2 separate regions of the Homo sapiens genome follow, and region 1 is linked to region 2. A link is a loop called in an ENCODE intact Hi-C map of the cell type or tissue named here. Cell type or tissue: B cell. All regions are shown on one strand.

What was found. Hi-C counts contacts between places; a loop is a spot of excess contacts. Peaks named below come from ENCODE experiments on the same cell type or tissue, not always from the same donor. Only the 100,000 strongest peaks of a DNase experiment are listed, where the experiment ranks them.
Region 1: it touches region 2 in a loop (2.5-fold over the local background); 9 of 110 quality-filtered maps call a loop at or near these places.

The regions. Positions count from the first base shown.
Region 1 is chr16:10,804,529-10,809,528 of GRCh38, forward strand. All of the region lies in intron 2 of TVP23A (trans-golgi network vesicle protein 23 homolog A), which reads right to left. Among named protein-coding and RNA genes, the nearest start is that of TVP23A, 12 kb to the right of the region's middle. In B cell, no CTCF peak of the experiment used is centred here; DNase peaks (open chromatin) are centred at 2,373 and 4,553.
Region 2 is chr16:10,751,003-10,756,002 of GRCh38, forward strand. NUBP1 (NUBP iron-sulfur cluster assembly factor 1, cytosolic) reads left to right here. Exons shown (of 11, transcript NM_002484.4): 4 at 1,608-1,676; 5 at 4,719-4,751. Among named protein-coding and RNA genes, the nearest start is that of NUBP1, 9.7 kb to the left of the region's middle. In B cell, no CTCF peak of the experiment used is centred here; a DNase peak (open chromatin) is centred at 2,269; H3K4me3 peaks cover 550 bases; H3K27ac peaks cover 1,572 bases.

The sequences.
Region 1 (5,000 bases), 54 kb after region 2:
CCTGAGGCCAGGAGTCTGAGACCAGCCTAGGCAACTAGAGAGACCCTATCTCTACAAAGAACAAAAACATTAGCCGGTGTGGTGGTACATGTCTGCAGTCCCAGCTACTCAGGAGGCTGAGGGGGGAGGATCGCTTGAGCCCAGGAGCTCGAGGCTGCTGAGGGCTGTGATCATGCCACTGCACTCCAGCCTGCGCCACAGAGCTAGACATTGTCTTTAAAACAAACAAACAAAAAAGCCAGCAATCATATTTTTAAAAACCAATTTAGTGAAGTGAAATTCACAACCCACAAAATTAACCATTTTAAAGTACACACTCCAGTGGCATGAAGGGAACAATTCATACTGTTGTCCCAAACATTTCCATCACTCCAAAGCAAAACCCTGTACCTCTTGGGCAGTTTCTCCCCATTCTCCCCACTCCTCCCAGATCCTGACAGCCACCAATCTGCCTCTGTCTCGGTGTGTTCATCTATTCTGAGCAATCCAGATTTTTAATGTAATCTTTTCTTTTTCTTTCTTTTTTTCAGACAGAGTCTCGCTCTGTCGCCCAGGCTGGAGTGCAGTGGTGTGATCTTGGCTCACTGCAACCTGCTGGGTTCAAGCGATTCTTGTGCCTCAGCCTCCCAAGTAGTGGGGATTACAGGTGCATGCCACCACGCCTGATTAATTTTTGTATTTTTAGTAGAGACAGGGTTTCACCATGTTGGCTAGGCTGGTCTTGAACTCCTAACCTCAAGTGATCTGCCCACCTCAGCCTCCCAAAGTGCTGGGATTACAGGTGTGAGCCACTGCACCCAGCCTAATGTGATCTTTTCTAATTTTAAATTTTAAATTCAAATTAATGTAAAATATCTCCCTGGCCGACAAGAGCATACCGGAGGCTTGGAGTCAGTTGGCTGACTGTCACTTTGCAACTTTTATTCTAAAGTATCTTAAAGTCCAGGGGAGAGATACATCTGTACTTTAATGCAGGGAATCCATGAACATGATTTGTGGCTGTCTCTGAGTCATCTCGGAAGCCGGCTTGCTCCTGTCACGAGTGAAGGGTTAGCAGGGGGCCATGGAACCCCCGAGGCTGGGCTCCACGTGAAGAGGACTCCTCAGGGCTGAAGAAAGGCCCCTGGACGCTTTTTTATCACATTCCGCTTTACTCTCTCAAGTTACTTTGTTTTGATCATTGCTTATATGTTTATTGTCTTCTCCCTAAGTAAAATGTCAGCTCCAGGAAGGCAGGGACCAAGCCTATCTGGTTTTCTCTGTGGTCCCTAGAACTGTGCTTGGCACACAAAGGTCCTTGAAAATGTTTGTTGGTTTAATGAATAAATGAATGAGCAAAAGAATAAGCCAGTGGTTCTCAAAGAGGTGGGCGATCTGGAGTGTCCCCCAGCAATGTCTGGAGACATTTTGGTTGTCACAGTGGGGGCTGCTACCAGCATCTGCAAAACTCCTATGATACACAGGACAGATAATGACCTGGCCCCAAATGGCAAAAGTGCCAACCTTGAAATAAATGAATGATTAAATATTCGGCCGGATGCGGTGGCTCACGCCCTTAATCCCTAGCACTTTGGGAGGCTGAGGCGGATGGATTGCTGGAGGTCAGGAGTTTGAGACCAGCCTGGCCAACACAGTGACTCCTCGTCTCTACTAAAAATACAAAATGTAGCCAGGCATGGTGATACATGCCTGTAATCCCAGCTACTCAGAAGACTGAAGCAGAAGAATCACTTGAACCTGTGAGGTGGAGGTTGCAGTGAGCCAAGGTTGTACCAATGTACTCCAGCCTGGGTGACAGAGCAAGAGTCTGTCTCAAAAAGAAAAAAAGAAAAGAACTAAATACTCTAGGTCCATGCAGTCAAGCTGCCGTCCAAGATAAAACATCAAAGAACCTGGCCAATGTCCTCTCCCAAATGCCTTCCCAGATTATGTGGGTCACAGGTCAGCAGAAATCACACTTCAGATTTTATTGTTTTTTATTTTATTTTATTTTGACAGAGTTTCATTTTGTCACCCAGGCTGGAGTGCAGTGGCACAATCTCAGCTCACTGCAACCTTTACCTCCCGGGTACAAGCAATTCTCTTCCCTCAACCGCCTGAATAGCTGGGATTACAGGCGCCTGCCATCACGTCCAGCTGATTTTTTGTATTTTAGTAGAGACAGGGTTTCACCATGTTGCCTAGGCTGGTCTCGAACTCCTGAGCTCAGGCAACCCACCCGCCTCAGCCTTCCAAAGTGCATGGATTACAGACATGAGCCACCACACCTGGCCCTTCAGTGATTTTGTTGTGGACACAGCTTATGCAATAATTTCATGTGAACAAGAAATATAAATAAGAGGAAGTTAAGCTGCCTTAGATGTAAGGAGTTAATTTCAAAATACGTAATTCCGTGCCCTAATCAAAGAGAACTGAAATTTGTCTAGTTCCGTGATTCTGTGGGTTATTTTCCTTGGTAATCATGGACCTTCCTTAAAATTAAACAATCAGCTCTTGATGGGACCTGCTTATGTGTCATATTTCTATAATTTCAAAATAGATTTTAGAGAGCCGGTGACAATATAACTTTGTTCCCCAAAAGCTCAGGGGACAGGGGTCTGGATAAGGGGTCCTCACTCATTGAGGTGAGCAGAACTCCTGGAAAATCAACAAAGAAAAACTAAAAATCTTCTCCTTAGTGTGTGGGAGCATGATGTGTGTGCATGTCTGTGCGTGGGTACCAATTAGAGATGTGCTATTGTTGATTTCAGAGGATGAGTGCCCACCAAGGTGTCATCAATACTGTCACCTGTGCCCTCTCCTTCCTTGCCCCCCACACCTCCGGCTTCTCTTGGGTCAATGTCACACACAGAAGTATTAAGAGGTGCTTTGAGTTCCCTCAAATACAAATTTCACTTATCCAAATCCAAACCCCAGACAGAGAGGGGATAATCTAAATCAGAGATCTCAACCAGGGGCAATGTGGCTGTGAGGGGACACTTGGCCACATCAGGAGACATTTTTCATTGTCACATCTGAGGGGTTGGAAGCTACTGGCATGTAGTGGGTGGGGGCTGGGGTGCTGCCCAGCATCCTATGATACATAGGACAGCCTCCACCACATAGAATGATCTGCCTCAAATATCCATAGTGCCAAGGCTGAGAAGCTGCTCTAAAGAGTGGGGTCAATTCTGCATCAGCATTTACAGGAGGAACATATAAAGTACTCCCCAGGGTAAGCCTAAGATGGAAGCCCTGAATCTGCTGTTCTCACAGCAAAGCTCACGCTGAGTGTCTCGCCCTGTGAGTATCTGCGCACAATGTAATGTAAGATATGGAGTCTAGAGCCCGATTCCAAGGGTTCAAATCTCCTCTGTTTTTTCTTTTTAGAGGTGGGTTCTTGCTATGTTGTCCAGGCTGGACTCGAACTCCTGGACTGAAGCCATCCTCTCACCTCAGCCTCCCTAGTAACTGGGATTACAGGTGCATGCCACCGTGTCAGGCTCAAATCCCTTCCTTGAAGTGAACAGGTGTGTGACATTGAGCAAGTCACTCAGCTCTCTCTGTTAGCTTCAGTCTTTTTAATCTTGACTCTGAGAAAATGATAGTGCCTAGGTTTGTAATGAAGATGAAATGAATTATGCTAAATAAAAAACCTGGAATAGTGCTTGCATATAGTAAGTGCTGGGGAAGTGTTTGCTATTGTTATTTTTCATTCAACATAAGTTCCCCCAAACAGCAGCCAACAATTTCAAGCGGGGCTCATGTCCAGGACTGCTTTTGTATCCAATGGCAGATAAAGTGATGGCTAAAGACTTCTTGAAAGACAAAAGTTACTTGATTGGCTAGTTAGGGATTTTCAGGGGTGATTTTTACTTCACGTGTTTGCCTGAAGACCTGAGCCCACTAACATGTGATTTCCTGTAGTGTCTGAGACCACAGGACAATGATCTTCTCAATATGACATTCACTAGGCTGAACAAGGACCAACCAAGAAATAATAAGCAGGCTGGGTGCAGTGGCTCATACCTTTAATCCCAGCACTTTGGGAGGCCAAGGCAGGAGGATCACTGAGGCTAGGAGTTTTGAGACCCGGTCTCTACAAAAAATAAAAATAAAATTAGCAGGGTGTAGTAGTGCATGCTTGTATTCCCAGCTACTGAGGAGGCTGAGAAGGGAGGATTGCTTGAGCTCAGGGGGTTGAGGCTGCAGTGAGCCATGATTACACCACTGCACTCCAGCCTGGGCAACAGAACAAGATCTTATCCCCCCACAACTCCCCAAAAGAAAAAGAAACACTGGTCAAACCCCACAAACAAAACCAGCTCTGACAGCTGAGACCAAAATTAGATCTAAGAAATCTGTCTGTGGCAGGAAGAGACTTTCCTACTTTGGGTGGAAATTCATGGAAGCCCATGACCTTTGGGTTCGGAGGAATTCTGTGAAAACAGTGCCTTGAAAGCATAACATAACTTTCCACAGGAAGACAGTTTCCAACTCCAGGAGAACTCCAGTGTGATGGGGTGAGCTGAGAACATGCCTCTGCACAGCCCAGGATGCGGAAGTCACACTCGTGATCAGAATAACAGGTGCCACTTCTGAAGCCCACAAGGGGCATCAGGAGCCCTGCCAGGTCCCCTAAACACATTGTGCACCTCATTTAATCATCTTTTTACAACCTTATAATACAGCCAACATCAACCCCATTTTACAGAAAAGAAAAGTGGGTACCCAGAAGGTGTCATGGTCACTGTTCAAGTTCAAGGTCACTGTGAGTCAAGGGTTAACATCGGGCCTGGGCTGATGGGGGCCTGCCTGGGAATGACCCTGGCCTCCCGTAGCACAGAGGCTCCACGAGGACTGTTGTATCTGCCACCCACTGCCCCTGCACTGGAGGGACTGAGTTGGCCAGCAGGCCTTGGGTCTGGGTAAACAGAGTCATAGAAAAGGTTGGTGGGAAACGGAGGCTACAGCTTCTGTGATTCAAGGTAACCCATAGTGCTTTGGCTCTCGCCTGTGGC
Region 2 (5,000 bases):
GGTAGTAATAAGATCAACAGGAAGTCTGAACAGACAGGACCCAGGGCCGTCCTGGCCATCTGGGTAGCAGGAGCTTGTCAACAGCCTCTCGGGCCTGCCACGGGAGTGAGAGAGTGCGCTGGATCTGCTTCTCATATCCTTACATCATTTCGCTCAAGATTCACTCCCCAAGGGAGTGAAATTCCTCTAAAGGGAATTGATTAAATTGTTCCCTAAAGGAAGGGCATGGAGACAGAGTCACTAGAAACCTGAGAGTATCGAGGAAAGTCTCTATCACAGTCATAGTGATAGTGTCATTTCCCCGTGGATCATTGACACATCAGTCCCAAGTATCAAGGTCCGGAGAGAGCAAGTCAGGTTTTCCGATGATGTCGCTCTGCTGTTCTCCCCGGATGGCTCCATAGAGGGCACCTGAGGCCAGTGCTGGTCTGTGGATGGCGTTTTCCCGTGCACAAGTTTGAGACAGCGCTGGGTGCTGAGGAAGTAGGAGGCTGGGTTTGTTGAGAGGATTGAAGAGGGTGGCAAGAAACTAATTCAGGGCAAGTTAAAAAGTGACGCGGAGGTGCAGCACTTTGGATCCGAGTCATTGCAGCTTTCAAGATGAATACTAGCCCTGTTCTCAGAAGGTTCCTGAAGGCCGTCTCAGACCTCCTGTATCAGAGGGGAAGGCTTGGGGTGGAATGGGGTCGCCTGAAGCTGCACCTGAGTCACAACTAAAGAGCTTTTCCAGGTTTCCATCTTACTTTAAGTTTCTGTTCTGTAAGTTTAGCCTAAACCATCATTCACCTTCAGGATCAAAGGAAAACAGGGCTTGGTCAGGGTTCAGCTAGAGGCTCCACTCTGGTCCTCCACAGCAGGCCCGTGGTGTACTGGAAAGAGCCCCAGTTGGGGCCGAAAGACCTCAGTTTATGTCCCAGCTCTGTTCCCTGCTTATTGAACTGGTCCCCTCTGAACCTCAGTTTCCTCCTCTGTAAACCAGAGATAATGATACTTACCTTCTAGGCACATGGCCGCCTCAGCCTCCCAAAGTGTTGGGATTACAGGCGTGAGCCACTGCACCCAGCCCCCAATATTTTTTAATACATTCATATTCTGCTTAAATAGTCTAGATTTGGCTTGTATCTGAGACTCCTGAACAAGATAGGATGAGTTTGAGAAAAATTTAAGATGCAGAGACCAAGGCTTGGTGAGGGGTGAGCAAAAGAGAGCTGTTTAGGGTGGCTCCAACACTGCCGTCTCTTGGCTGTTCCATCCATTCTGTCACACAAGCCAAACAGGCGCTAGGTCCCTTTCCCCGTCTCCTCCAACCAGGGCTCAGTAAACAAGGTCTGAGCCCGAGCCTCCAAGTGACCTGACAGCCAGGTCTGTAAGATCACCCTTGAGGAGCTCAGCCAGGCTGAGGGGTAGGGGAATGGGGGCATCAGTGTTTATGAACCTTGAGATCAGCGTTAGGACTCTCCCTCAGGAGAATCTGATGGCTCCAAGTTTAACCCAGTTTCTGTCTTCTCCCCTGTCCTTTTCCTCTAACCCCGCTCCCCTCCTAGTTGTGTGTGTCTGGAGTGTGTGCATTCAGTTATATAACCGCTTTGGTCTCTTCTTGTCCCCAGATTGCTCTTCTAGACATCGATATATGTGGGCCATCGATTCCCAAGATAATGGGATTGGAAGGAGAGCAGGTAATAGCCGGTTACAGAACTCAGGAAATTATTCTCTTAAGGCAAACTCTGTAGCACTGAACTGTCAAACCTCAACAAAGAGGCATGCGGAGCCCATAAATGTTTTTTTGTTGTTGTTTTGTTTTGTTGTTTTTGAGACAAGGTCTCACTCTTGTCGCCCGGGCTGGAGTGCAGTGGTGCAACCTCAGCTCACTGCAACCTCCACCTCCTGGGTTCAAGCGATTCTTGTGCTCAGCCTCCTGAGTAGCTGGGACTACAGTGGTGTGCCATCATGCCCAACTAATTTTTGTATTTTTGGTAGAGACCAGGTTTCACTACGTTGGCCAAGCTGGGCTCCACCTCCTGACCTCTAGTGATCACCTGCCTCAGCCTCCCAAAGTGCTAGGATTACAGGCGTGAGCCACCGCACCTGGCCTGTAAATGTTTATGTGGACATGAGGAGCTCATACATGCTCAGTAGTCCATCTGTCTACTTTTAACAACAACTGTGAGTCTTGGCGGGGGAGGGGCGGGATTGTATATGAAGTCTGTCTACACCATTGGAGAAGCATTGGTTTCGATGCCTCCTCAGAGGGGAAGGGAAACAGCCAGTGAAATGCAGAAGTAAGACACGGAAATTTAGCTCTGACTGGGAACATTAGACCAGGGCTTGCTATGGGTCTGTACCCTGGAAGCAAGGGAATATTTCTGCCCTTGTGGTCTCCCCTGGGGAACTGAGACTGCAGGGCGGGTGAGCGATGTGGGCTGGGGGCAGGGCTGTAGCAGTCTATGTAGTTGCTGGCCTCTTCTTGCTAGCAAGAAGCTCTCCAAGAGAGGATTCCCCCAAGGGCAGTGCATGGAAGCTGGGGCTGGGGGTGCTGGGATGTCCCGAGAGTCTCAAGATTGGTTCTTTCTTTAATTAGTGCCAGGAATGCATTAATCCTGTTTTGGGGATGCAGTGGTGAACAAGGTCCATGAAGACCCCTGTCTGGGTGGGAGAAGGCAGATGCTAGATAATGTGAAACCAACCCAGAGTGAGGGGATGGACAGTAGGGCAGAGTCAGAGGGGCTGAGGGGTGGTCAAAGGTGCCCTCACTGAGGGATAGCATTTGAGCAGAGGATGACAGGAGGGGAGAGCTGGGGGAAGGGCATTCTGGGCTAAGGGAGCAACTGCATGGGCCGCTGACACAAGGTGTCCTTGTGTCCTCAGTGGAGTGACCAGAGGGGCTGGAGGGTGGCCCGAAGCAGATGGGGCCGGCCTTGCAGGCACTTCTAAGGCCTTGGGGTTTGCTTCCGAGGGAGTAGGGAAGGAGAGCGATGTCACCCTGTGAGGCTTGGTCACATACCCCAATGGATTTGGTAGCACACGCCACAGTGAAGGTATAAGCTACTGTCATCACACGTAATTATTTCATGAAACAGAAAATTTTAAAATAAAAGAAAATAGAAGTTTCCCTATTTTCTTCTCCTGCACTATTGGATCATCCTGTTTACCCCTCTTTTAAGACAAATGGACTTAGCAAACGAGTGTAAATAGGAATGAATGGTTTTGTGGGGTTTATTTTATTTTATTTTATTTTATTTTATTTTATTTATTTTATTGAGACAGAGTTTCACTCTTGTTGCCCAGGCTGGAGTGCAGTGTCGCGATCTCGGCTCACCACAACCTCCGCCTCCCGGGCTCAAGCAGTTCTCCTGCCTCAGCCTCCTGAATAGCTGGCATTACAGACACACGCCACCACGTCCAGCTATTTTTTGTATTTTTAGTAGAGTTGGGGTTTCACCATGTTGACCAGGCTGGTCTCGAACTCCTGACCTCAGGTGATCCTCCCGCCTCAGCCTCCCGCAGTGTTTGGATTACAGGTGTGAGCCACTGTGCCTGGCTGGGTGTCTTTTAATAGAACTTCGAAGTCAGTCACAGAGGACCGCATGTTGTGTGATTCCACTTACATGAAATGTGCAGAATAGGTCAGTCCACAGTGAGAGAAAGTGGATTAGGGGTCCTGTAAGGCTGGGAGGATGTGAGACAGACTGTGGGGGGTGGTGACAGCTGAGGGGTATAGGGATTCTTCTTAAGAGTCAGGCAAATGTTCTAAAATTGTGGTGACTGGGTACAGTGGCTCACACCTGCAATCCCAACACTTTGGGAGGCCAAGGCGGGTGGATCACTTGAGGTCAGGAGTTTGAGACCAGGCTGGCCAACATGGTGAAACCCCGTCTCTACAAAAAATACAAAAATTAGCTGGGCATGGTGGCGGGCACCTATAATCTCAGCTACCTGGGAGGCTAAGGCAGGAGAATCACTTGAACCTGGGAGGTGGAGGTTGCAGTGAGTCAGGATCACGCCACTGCACTCCAGCCTGGTCGACAGGGCAAGACCCCATCTCAAAAATAAAAATAAAAAATAAAACTGTGGTGATGGCTGCATGCTTGTGACTGTACAGAAAGCCACTCATTCAATGGGTGAGTCATATTGTCTATGAATCATGTCTCAGTAAATCTGTTGAGAAAAGTAAGGCTTCATCAAGAAAATTAAACTTTCAGTGTGCGCTTTGTGTGCTGCTGGACACCTGCTGGGGGGAAGAGGTCTGAATCTTGTTGCCCCAGGAAGCTCCCCTTTGTGGCTGGAGCTGATTGGGGACAGGTTCTGAATCAGCTGTTTCGTGAGAGCTCATTCCCTTCACTCCTGTGCTTTTACAAAAGCCACCTCATTGCTCCACAGGTATCTGCATTTTCTCATCAGTCCCCAGCCGATTTTTATGACTCTTTTAAGATACCTTAGACACAACATCATATTTGAACTTGAGTAACTTTGGTTCCCTATCTAGACATCCAAGTAGAGTTTCCAAATAACCCAGCTTAGGGCACAAAGGGAGTTGAGTTGCATCTTTATTACCCACGCCCTAGCTGTTCACCTCCTTTTAGGAATTTCGTGGTACCATGTAAGACAATGAATTATATTTTAAAAAACCATCGTCTTACTTTGTACAATTTGTCTGTGCATGAAATGTGACCAGGGTACATGATTTCTACTAATGAACATCGGTGCTCATGTTCACACAGGTTCACCAGAGTGGCTCAGGCTGGTCTCCAGTGGTGAGTTTTCACCTCTTTGCCCTATTTTCACAGTAGTGTGTGGTTGTGTGTACATAATGGGTTTGTGGTTTGTTGGTCCATAGGTATTTATTAGGGTACTTTTCGAGGCACAGAGGATGTGATTAAAACCAGTGATTGGCAGGCTTTTTCTGTAAAGTGTGGGACGGTAAAGATTTTCAGCATGTGGGCCTACATTCCTTGCTGTTGTAGCACAAAAGTAGTAATATGTAACTGAACAACCAGGACAGT